Linked DNA regions of Homo sapiens: regions 1 and 3 are each linked to region 2. The links are chromatin contacts, found by Hi-C or POLR2A ChIA-PET in ENCODE. All regions are on one chromosome and are shown on one strand. The core of a region is the stretch at or near the end of the contact, and the rest is flanking DNA. Distances in the headings are between cores, read along the strand shown.

Region 1 (3,379 bases), core at 723-3,222, 2.7 Mb before region 2:
CACAACCAAAGACGCCCGGTCACTCTGATGATGTCAACTGTCTGGCTCTGAGATGGGATAAATGAGGTGACCCTCCACACTCCAGGGACTTCAGCAAAGCTGTTCCTAGTTCCATGGAGGCGAATGAGACTGAATGGCAGGACAAGGAGCCCCTCAGTGTGGGGTGAAGAGATGAGAAGTCTCAGACAAGAGGCTTCCTGAGGAGCCTGGGTCAAGGGCACTGTGATGGGGCATTCTTGGTGGAACAGGTGTATCAGTGCCCCTCCCCCGCAGATGGATGCCCATGCACTGCAGTGGGTAGCTGGAGTCTTCAGTTAAGAAGCTGCCCAGCACAGAACTGGGTCCCCCTTCATGCCATAGTCTGCTTCCTCCCTGACCTGTGGAGAAGGAGCCTCTTTCCACTGCCATCCCAGACAGTCAGGCACAGCTCTTACAGCTCTAGTCACCAATGAAGAGCAGAGGCCTGGCCCCACATTCACACTTGGCTCCTTGTCCTGGGCTCCTGGAGTGAGCTCAGTTCTGTTCTCAGCTCAGCTCCTGCTGCCAGCTCAGAATCTCTGTGTCCTGAGGGGCCACAGGTTTCCCAGGCCCTCCCCATGATACTGAGCCTCCTCACTCTGTTCCTGGCCTACAGAGATTTCCATGTCCTCTTTCTTTCCTTCTTTCCTTTCTTCCTTTCCTTCTTCCCCCAATCCCACCTTCCTTTTTTCCTTTCCTTTCCTTTCCTTTCCTTCTTTCTTTCTCCTTTTTTAATCATGGTTTTCCTCTAAAGAAGTGTTTCTAAAACCCACGCCCACCCTTCCACATCTAGCTCAGTTCCTTGGTTCAAGGTTTTTCTCCCTGGGCCCATTATCAGTTTCCTAACAATTTGCCATTTCCCACCTCTGCTCTCTCAAATCTGTTAGGGAACGACTGCCAAGTGCAGTCTTCTCCAAAAGTGGTTCTGCTCATTGCATGTCCCTACTTAAATGCCCTTGATGACCCCCATTAAAGACATTACTATTTAAGCTGTGTTGAGGATCCCCAAGTGGAGGTATGTAAGTGAAATATCAATCCAGAGTTCTAATTTGTGCAATTTTTCTCTCTGGGCAAATGCACTTGGCCCACCAGGGTCCAAGTTGCAGAAAAGTCTTAAGAGACTGAGTACAAGATAGGAGATAAATGAACAGGTGTTGGCTTTTGGCCACCAAGCCTGAGAACCCTTAACCCAAGTGACCATTCCTAGGTGAGGTGCTGGGGGAAAAGAATGTATTCCCAGGGGTCAGAGATTCAGGATGCACAGGTTTCTTCTAGGAACAAAGGTTGCAGGATATTTGACTATAATATAGTGCAGAGTCACCTAAATTGTCTTCCATCTAAAATCCCTCAAACCTACCATCCCTTTTAGTGCCAGCTTTCTGGGCTAAAAACTGAAGGGATGAGCAGGGTGTGGTGGCACATGCTTGTAATCCAGCCACTTGGGAGGCTGAGGTGGGAGGATCACTTGAGCCCAGAAGTTTGAGTCCAACCTAGGCAACATAGTGAGTGAGACCCTGTCTCTAAAGTATATATATATATATATATATTTAAGTAAAGGGATAAGAAAGTCAAGTGAAAGATGAGAAACATCCAAGCTGCTCTCGTAGAGGTGATTGTCAGACCCCGGGCGTTCCTTTGCCGCAGTCAGCAAGAAGACAGAGTAGTCCAATTCTCAGCAGCCGGAAGGTGCCTCAGCACCACAAGCCAGGCCCCTGAGTCAGAGGAAAGACCAAGGCTGAAAGGAGAGAGAAGAATGCGTTTGCTGTAGAGTTCACCTGTGAAGCACGCCAGGGAGCCCTTATATGGAAAGGCAAGATTATAGGGAGGCGCTTTTCTAGATGTCAGTTTCATTCTAGTGACAGCTATCCCTCATTTACATATTCAGGCCGATAACCTAAGGGAAGGTAAATTACAGCTGACTCATTTGTAAATTGAACAGAGAAAGTCCCTTCTCCTTAGCCAGCACTCACATTTGGCCCCTAGCCATCAGACCAAGCATGAACTGTTCACCTCTTGGTGAACACACCCTAAACATCTCTGCCATTGCACTTTTGCTCATGCTATAGTCAGCTGGGTGCCCTCCCTTCCTCCACTTCTCTGGCCTTCATTTTAAAAATATCACCCATCCTTCAGGACCCAAGTGAAATGCTACTTTGGACATGAAGCTTTCCGTGATTGTTTCGTCCTAAATGATTTTCCTCTCCTGGGTTCACGTGGCCCTTTCAACTTGCATTTTGTTCATTTTGTTTTCCACCACATCCTACTTTGTGATGGAGCTATTTGTGTGGGTCTGAGGGCACCAGTGACTTCCAAGTGGCTAATCCCTGTCCTTATCTTTCTTGGTGTCTTAAAGGTATTTCTTTCTTTTTTTTCTTTCTTTCTTTCTTTTTTTTTTTTTTTTTTTTTTTTGAGACGGAGCCTCACTCTGTCACCCAGGCTGGAGTGCAGTGGTGTGATCTTGGCTCACTGCAACCTCTGCCACCCAGATTCAAGTGATTCTCCTGCCTCAGCCTCCCGAGCAGCAGGGATTACAGGCGCCTGCCGCCACAGCTAATTTTTGTATTTTTAGTAGAGATGGGGTTTCACCATCTTGGCCAGGCTGGCCTTGAACTCCTGACCTCATGATCCACCACCTCAGCCTCCCAAAGTGCTGGGATTACAGGCATGAGCCACTGCACCCAGCCTTAACGGTATTTCATACTCTTAAATATACTTTCCCTCTTAAAATTCTTATCACTTCGGCATCTGTATAGACATCTGGGATCTTGCCTGCCTGGCTTCTTCTCAGTTTCTTCAGGTAACAGCACCCTGATTTTCTTTTGAGGAACCATTCCTTTCCCAACTTTCAGTCTATGTGAAGTGTGGGTAGAGCTGATGTCAACCTCTAGCTCAGAGATGGGCATCTAGCCTAAGCTAGGCTAACAATAGTCACACCTGGTGTGGTTGCTGGAACCAATCGAAGAAGGACATTTCTTTACTTTGGGTAGGATGTAAACCTGAAGCCTCTGCTGGTGACCCTATCAGGCCACCACATGGGAATATCCACCTGGCAAAGAAGCCCATCCAGAAGGAGACAGAACTGAGAGATGGGGGGAGAGGCTGTTTCCCAAGGAGCTGGATGTTTGAGCTCTTGAACCCAGGCATATCTGACCAGTCCTGATTTCAGGCTATAGGAGCCAATAAATTATTCTTTTTTTGGTTACATCAATTGAAGATGGATTTCAGTAATATGCATTTGAAAGATTCCTAATTCAGCCTCTAGTATACTACACTCTTCTGCCTTTCCACCTACCTAGCTGTTCCTCCTCAATCTCCTCTGCAGACAAATCCCCCTCTCCTCAGACTTTAAAGGTCATAATCC
Region 2 (3,463 bases), core at 532-3,031:
ACAGTGTGATCAGGACTGCTGATCTCTGAAGCACTGGACAATTCTATAAAATTGTCTATAAAAAAGAATATATTGAACTACTTCTAAATATGGTTTAAAAATAATAGACAAAATGGCTATAAAACATCTGTTACTGAATAAAGAAGAATACATGAGCACTGGAAATCAGTATTTATAATCATTTGACAGTTGGCATTCACAAAATTGTTTCATATTGCACTGGTGATAGTTTCTACATATATCACTTTTTTTTTTTTTTTTTTTTTTTGAGACGAAGTCTAGCTCTGTCACCCAGGCTGGAGTGCAGTAGCTTGATCTTGGCTCACTGCAACCTCCGCCTCCCGGGTTCAAGCGATTCTTCTGCCTCAGCCTCCTGAGTAGCTGGGACTATAGGTGTGCGCCACCACGCCCGGCTAATTTTTTTTATTTTTAGTAGAGACAGGGTATCACCATGTTGAACAGGCTGGTCTCGAACTCCTGACCTCGTGATCCGCCTGCCTCGGCCTCCCAGTGCTGGGATTACAGGCGTTAGCCACCGCGCCCGGCATCATTTTCTTTTCTTTTCATTTTTTTCAGACAGAGACTCGCTCTATCACCCAGGCTGGAGTGCAGTGGCAACATCTCGGCTCACTGCAACCTTCGCCTCCCGGGTTCAAATGATTCTCCTGTCTTAGCCTCCCGAGTAGCTGCGACTACAGGCGCGCGCCACCACGCTCGGCTAATTTTGTATTTTTAGTAGAGACGGGGTTTCACCATTTTGACCAGGCTGGTCTCGAACTCCTGACCTCAGGAAGATCCGCCTGCCTCGGCCTCCCAAAGTGCTGGGATAACAGGCGTGAGTCACCATGCCCGGCTACACAGATCACTTTCTAAATTAGCGCTGTATTTGATTCTTATTTTAGGTATGTGACTAAAAGTACAACTTCTAGAAACACTTTTTTCCCCTTCCGCTTACAAAATGGATCCATCCAATATCTATTACCTAAACATTTCACTGTCTTTTGATTAGTTTTGTAACAAAGTTCACAATATATGCACCAATATTCAACAGAAGTAATGCAATGTCTGATACCACTTGCTTTTTACCCAACGCAAAACAATTTGATTCTGTAAGTCGTTCAAGTCCTATTCATTTACAGAAGCAAAGCTGGCTTTACAGAATTTCATTAGTGGATGAAGCAGCTACCTCCGAAGGGTAGAGCATCGAGTTGAATCAAGGATCCTGTAACCTGATACTATTACTGTTGTTCTGTCTGCCAGTCCTAAATAGGTTTCATAATCTCATTATCTCCTATCCTCTCCATGTGAAAGGTCTTGTTTTGGGTACTGTCGCTACCGAAATTAAGCTAACTTTGACTAGAGATTGGTTTATTATATTTCCCAGATCTGAAATCACTGTGGGAGCAACTATACGGAGAATCTTAAAAGATTTCTATGTCGCTTAGCCTGCTTTTGCCACGGGTTCGCTTTCCCATCTCCCACTGTCTCAGAACCTTCTCTTTTTTTCTCTTTTGCTTAGTTCCTCTTACACTCAAGCTGTGTAGGGGGATTTAAATTCCAACCCGGAACTCGGAATCGCGCGCCTTGCATGACGGAAGTCGTAGTTTCTGTGACTCCTCCCTTCCCGCCTTTCAAGCCGATTCCTCCCGGTACCTAAAAACTACAACTCCCAAAATGCATCCCCGGTTTGGCCCGCCCCCGTGCGCAAGCGCTCTGAGGCCGCCGGATTTGAATCGGCGGCGTTGTTATTGACGCCATATTGGGGCCGGCGGCGGGTGGGAGAGTTCTACGAGGGAGGGGAAGCGGTTGGACGTGTTCGCTTGGGTTCCTGCTGCGGCAGCTACCTCGCAATCTCTCTGCATCGATCGCCGCTCGCAAGCTACTGACCGTACTCGGGCGTATTAGGAGCCGCGTTCCAGCCTCACACCCCACGGTGCTGTTTTCGACTTCAGAAAGGATCTAGTCTCAGCACAGAAGCGCCTCAGGCGCGGCGCAAAGCTCGAGCGGACGGCGGGGGCGGCCGGAGCCTCTCTCGGGGGAGCCGCGCCTGAGGAGGCGGAAGAACCCCCCTGACGCGACTGGCGTGTGCTTCTGCCCGCCACCGCCCCTCCCGCTCTCACCCGGGCCGTCCCTGGCCACTGCCCCTGCCGCGGAGGCAGCGGCGGCAGCGGCTCTCCTTTCCACAGCCGGCGCTCCGCGACCCGCTTGGCTCCTGAGCCCGTCGGGTAGGCTCTCCTCGAGTTCCCGCTCTTCACCCCTTCCCTCACCCTCTTCTTTCGTCACCCGTCCCCGACCCCACCCGAGCCCGGCGCCTCAGCTGCCCCCGGCCATGGCGTGCGGAGCCACTCTGAAAAGGACTCTGGATTTCGACCCGCTGTTGAGCCCGGCGTCCCCGAAGCGCAGGCGATGTGCGCCATTGTCGGCGCCCACCTCGGCCGCTGCCTCCCCGTTGTCGGCGGCCGCGGCCACCGCCGCCTCCTTCTCCGCTGCGGCCGCCTCGCCGCAGAAGTATCTCCGAATGGAGCCATCCCCCTTCGGCGACGTCTCCTCCCGCCTCACCACAGGTGGGACCCGGCCCCGCGGCCGCCGGGGTAGTGGAGAGAACTGGGAACAGGGGTCCTGGGGTGTGGGATGCGGCCCCTGGGGTGGGGGTGCCGGACTGTGTGGTTCTTGTTCTTAGCAAAGTAGTAGGGCAGCCACGTTTTTCACTAGGTCCTCGTAGCCCGAGGACCTAATAAGACACAATAGAAATGGGCTGATGTCAAGGGGATAGTGTTTGGAGGTGGGTAGGGGCTTTGCCTTGCCCGTATTGGGTAGAACAGGGACATCTTTTTCTTTGGGCCGAATGATTGGAATTGTTTCCGTAGTCGCTGGAGCCCCAGCGGAAATGATCAGAGAGGACGATATTATTCGTAAATTTAGGCGAAAGGGTCACATTTCACCCCAATCTGGATGTGTGCTTGCCGTAATCGATTGGTTGCAGCTATTAACTCTGGGACTGGGTGGTTTGAGGCGAGGCTACAGCCCCTCCTTCAGTTCAGACACGGCTGATTTTAGTATAGTGGGGGTGGGGGGTGGGGGATGGATGTCACTAGGGCGAGATCTAGGCCTGTCATTAATCACCCACAAGAACGCCACTTTGGCTGAGTCAAGACCTGTTTCCCTAGCAGGGTCAACAACAAAGAAAATGCTCTTCCCGAGTACTGTAATATGATCACACTATAAGTCTAGACCTTGAGAAATGTTGAACTTTTAATAAGCATATTGCATTGAAAATTGGGGCTGAGGAGTTGCTTTTATTTGGAAATGTTTTATTTTTGCCCAACAAAGTATGCTGGGGGAAAACAACCTAGCCTTGAGAATAATGAAGAAATCAACCCAAGATTCCAAGGGACTTCAGACTTTTGCTTTTCATCTTGAAACATTTCCTGAGAGAGACTGGGGAATGTCTTTTGGCTGCTTT
Region 3 (3,628 bases), core at 905-3,404, 2.1 Mb before region 2:
TTTCTTTCTGTGCTAAATCTCTTATTTCCTGGATCCCGTGTCGTCTTCTTTCTTGGTTTTATCCTCCTTTTTCAGGGCGCATCTCTTTCAACAGATTCCTGAGAATAGTTGCCAGGGTGCATTATCACTACATAACTACATTTTTTTTTTTGTCTTTTTCTTTTTTTTGAGACAGAGTTTCGCTCTTGTCGCCCAGGCTGGAGTGCACTGGCACGATGTCCGCTCACTGCAACCTCCGCCTCCCGGGCTCGAGCTATTCTCCTGCCTCAGCCTCCTGAGTAGGTGGGATTACAGGCGCCCACCACTATGCCCAGCTTTTTGTATTTTTAGTAGAGACAAGGTTTCACCATGTTGGCCAGACTGGTCTCAAACTCCCGACCTCGGGTGATCTGCCCGCCTTGGCCTCCCAAAGTGCTGGGATTACAGGCGTGAGCCACCACGCCTGGCCCCACTTAAAAAAAAAAAAAAAAGACGGAGTTTCGCTCTTGTTGCCTAGGCTGGAGTGCAATCCCACGATCTCGGCTCACCACAACCTCCGTCTCCTGAGTTCAAGCGATTCTCCTGCTTCAGCCTCCTGAGTAGCTGGGATTACAGGCATGCACCACCACACCTGGCTAATTTTTGTATTTTTAGTAGAGACAGGGTTTTACCATGTTGGTCAGGCTGGTCTCAAACTGCTGACCTCAGGTGATCTGCCCGCCTCGGCCTCCCAAAGTGCTGGGATTACAGGCGTGAGCCAAGGCACCCAGCCCTAATTTTTGTATTTTTAGTAGAGACAGGGTTTCACCATGTTGGCCAGACTGGTCTCCAACTCCTTATCTCGTGATCTGCCTGCCTTGCCTTGAGCCACTGCGCCCAGCCCACAAGTGCACTTTTAATGTTATGGACTCTACTATTTTTTATGACTTCCAGAATATGCTATAACTTACACCCCATAGTTTAATATTCCCAATTGAACATTTTCTTCCAATATCTGTATTAAGAAAACTGCAAGGGGTGTCTTTGTCACACTTAGTGAGGATTTCCGCAGGCTAGAGTCCTACAAGGGGAATTGCTGGGGCAGAATGTTAACTAGTTAGGTATGAGCAGAACAGGAGAGCGCTCCCCACCCCACACATACCAGGACTATTGGGTGACAATCAAACGATGGTCAGGCGGTTCTTAACTGTTTCTCTAACGTTCACCGGGGCCAGCGAAAGGCAGTCTCCTAATAGAAAACACCTGAAACTGATCAGTAGCTTCCCAGTAAGATCTCAGGAGTGGGGAGAAGCAATGCAAGTTCCCCAAAGTATGCCAACATATAAAACTTCAAGTCAACAGGTCAAGCTGCGCACTTGGTTTCTCAAGTCGCCTGCTTGGCAGTCTTCCAAGTTGTACTTTCCTCCTTTTCTTTCCGTCCCGTTCTAAAGCTTTTTGATAAACTTTTACTTCTATTCTGAAACTTGTCTAGGTCTATCCTGCCTTATGCCCTTCGTGGAATTATTTCTTCTGAGGAGGCAAGAACTAAGGTTACTGCTGACCCCTACCTATACAGGGGGTAACTGCCACCGCTAACAAGAAGGGGAGAATCAGCTTTTCTTTCTTTTTTTGAGACAGTAAAAGTCTGCTGTGTCGCGCGGCTGGAGTGCAGCTGCACGATCTCGGCTTACTGTAACCTCCGTCTCCCGGGTTCAAGCGATTCTCCTGCCTCAGCCTCCCGAGTAGCTGGGACTACAGGCGCGCGCCACCACGCCCGGCTAATTTTTGTATTTTTAGTAGAGAAGGGGGTTTCACCATGTTGCCCAGGCTGGTCTCGAACTGCTAACCTCAAGTGATCTGCCCTCCTCGGCCTCCCAAAATGCTGGGATAAAGACATGCGCCACCGCGCCCGGCCGAGAATCAGCTTTTCTCTCACATCTGATCTTTCCGTGTGTTAAGGCAGAAGCAAGGCACGGTGGGCTGAGACTCACACGCCCCCTCTTTCCTCCCCGGCCTAACGCACTCTTCTTTCTGTCCCACCACGTGCTGTGTTCGCGAGTCCCCATCACTCCTGCATCCAAACCGACTAGATTTTTGTTTCCATTTCCCTCCCGGAAAAGGCGGGACAGCGAAGACTGGCGTTTCCGCCGCTGAGGGGCTGAGGCCGGGAGGGCGCAGCGTAGCCGTCCCGAGCTGATGACGTCAAACGCCGTGTGCTCACCCACGTGTGGTGCCCCTCTCCCGGTGTAGGCGCTGGAGCTGAGGACGCCTTTCCTGCGGGCGTAGTTGCTGGCTGCTCGGGCACTGGGACCTCGGCGGCTTGGGGACGCTGGCCGCGAAGTAGGGAGCGCAGGTGGCCGCTCGGGGTGAGGGCCCTGGGTCATGGAGCACTTCTTGCTGGAGGTGGCAGCCGCGCCGCTGCGGTTAATCGCAGCCAAGAACGAGAAGAGCCGCAGTGAGTTGGGCAGGTTCTTGGCCAAGCAGGTAAGACGTGAAGGGAGAGGGAAAGCGCCGGAACGACTGGGTCGCCCCACTAGTAAGCTTCCTGCGCTCCCCCGCCGATACTCGCCGCTTTAAGTGGGGAGTGGTGCAGCCTCAGGTCAAGCTGGCCCCCTCCTGTGGGCTGGCGCAGGTCGTGGAGGTTTCCGAGCGTGTTTGAGGCGATTGGAAGGAGTCTTTTGTTTTTATCTGGGGGAGCCTTCCAGTACCCTTCCCATCGCCTCTCACCCCTATGCAAGCGCTTTGGCTGCTTGTGGCAGAGGTGGCCTTCCCAAAGGAATGTGGTTTGTTTTTCTGAAATTGAGGTTGCGTTTCTGCCGTTTTGACAAGTGTACGTATCACCTAAGTGTGCGTAGTGCAGCCACTCCTGTTAGTTTGGGGAACCATCGACAAATACTGATTGCATTCCTGCTGTGCGTAAGGAACGGTGTGGCGCTGTGAGAAAGTGGATAGATAAATTCGTTACGATCTCTGCCATGAGGGAAATTTGCATCTGTTTTTGGAGACAGTTCGTAAACACTTACAACAGCTGAAGTACAGAGCAAGACAGCTCATACTCACTGTAACTAACTATACAAATTATAAGGTTAATTAGAGTTTTCTGGGAAATAGGTCTTCGGGCTTTTAAGAACCTTCTCATTGACTCCTTCTATCTGAGTTGAAGACACTTTTTTTTTTTTTTTGAGACGGAGTCTCGCTGTGTCGCCAGGCTGGAGTGCAGTGGCGCGATCTCGGCTTACTGCACCCTCCGCCTCCCGGGTTCAGGCGATTCTCCTGCCTCACCCTCTCAGTAGCTGGGATTACAGGCGAGCGCCACCATGCCTAGCTACTTTTTGTATTTTTAGTAGAGACGGGGTTTCACCATGTTGGCCAGGATGGTCTCGATCTCTTGACCTCGTGATCCACCCGCCTCAGCCTCCCAAAGTGCTGGGATTACAGGCGTGAGCCACGGGACAGGTGAGTGTGGTCCCAGGTACTTGGGTCCCAGGTGTGGCTAATTAAAAAAAAAATTTTTTTTTTGTAGTTGTAAGGTCCCCCTTTGTTGCCCCGACTGGTCTGGAACCCCTGGGCTCAAGTGATCATCCCGCCTTGGCCTCCCAAAGTGCAGGGATTGTAGGAGTGAGCCACCGTGTCCGGCCTAAATTTTTTTTTTTTTTTTTTTTTTTTTTTG

The links. Hi-C counts contacts between places; a loop is a spot of excess contacts on that map. ChIA-PET counts read pairs that join two places held with the same protein, here RNA polymerase II (POLR2A). Pooled maps may share reads with other maps.
Region 1: a loop to region 2 is called in a pooled map, with 2.8 times the contacts of the local background. The contact joins the enhancer-like site here to the promoter of AKIRIN2 in region 2. A Hi-C loop is called at or near these places in 1 of 50 pooled maps. POLR2A ChIA-PET finds 5 or more read pairs at or near these places in 2 of 52 experiments (T-cell and activated CD4-positive, alpha-beta T cell).
Region 3: a map of CD4-positive, alpha-beta T cell shows a loop between it and region 2 (5-fold over the local background). The contact joins the promoter of MDN1 here to the promoter of AKIRIN2 in region 2. A Hi-C loop is called at or near these places in 3 of 168 maps with a recorded cell type or tissue (CD4-positive, alpha-beta T cell, CD8-positive, alpha-beta T cell and naive thymus-derived CD4-positive, alpha-beta T cell) and 16 of 50 pooled maps. POLR2A ChIA-PET finds 5 or more read pairs at or near these places in 3 of 52 experiments (CD4-positive, alpha-beta T cell, OCI-LY7 and activated T-cell).

What each region holds. Positions count from the first base shown.
Region 1 is chr6:90,410,049-90,413,427 of GRCh38, reverse strand. No RefSeq gene overlaps it. Among named protein-coding and RNA genes, the nearest start is that of MIR4464, 99 kb to the right of the region's middle. RefSeq lists enhancers at 1-610, 1,632-1,991. Within about 2 kb of position 1,972, at least 5 of the 41 ENCODE cell types and tissues checked have a DNase peak (open chromatin) inside an H3K27ac peak, as active enhancers do.
Region 2 is chr6:87,700,551-87,704,013 of GRCh38, reverse strand. It overlaps AKIRIN2 (akirin 2), which reads left to right and starts at 1,781. Exons shown (of 5, transcript NM_018064.4): 1 at 1,781-2,564. The coding sequence starts at 2,330. RefSeq lists enhancers at 1,210-1,519, 1,830-1,889 and silencers at 2,050-2,219, 2,400-2,609.
Region 3 is chr6:89,818,320-89,821,947 of GRCh38, reverse strand. MDN1 (midasin AAA ATPase 1) reads left to right here and starts at 2,154. Exons shown (of 102, transcript NM_014611.3): 1 at 2,154-2,442. The coding sequence starts at 2,341. RefSeq lists enhancers at 1,217-1,836, 1,837-2,456, 2,111-2,500, 3,077-3,628.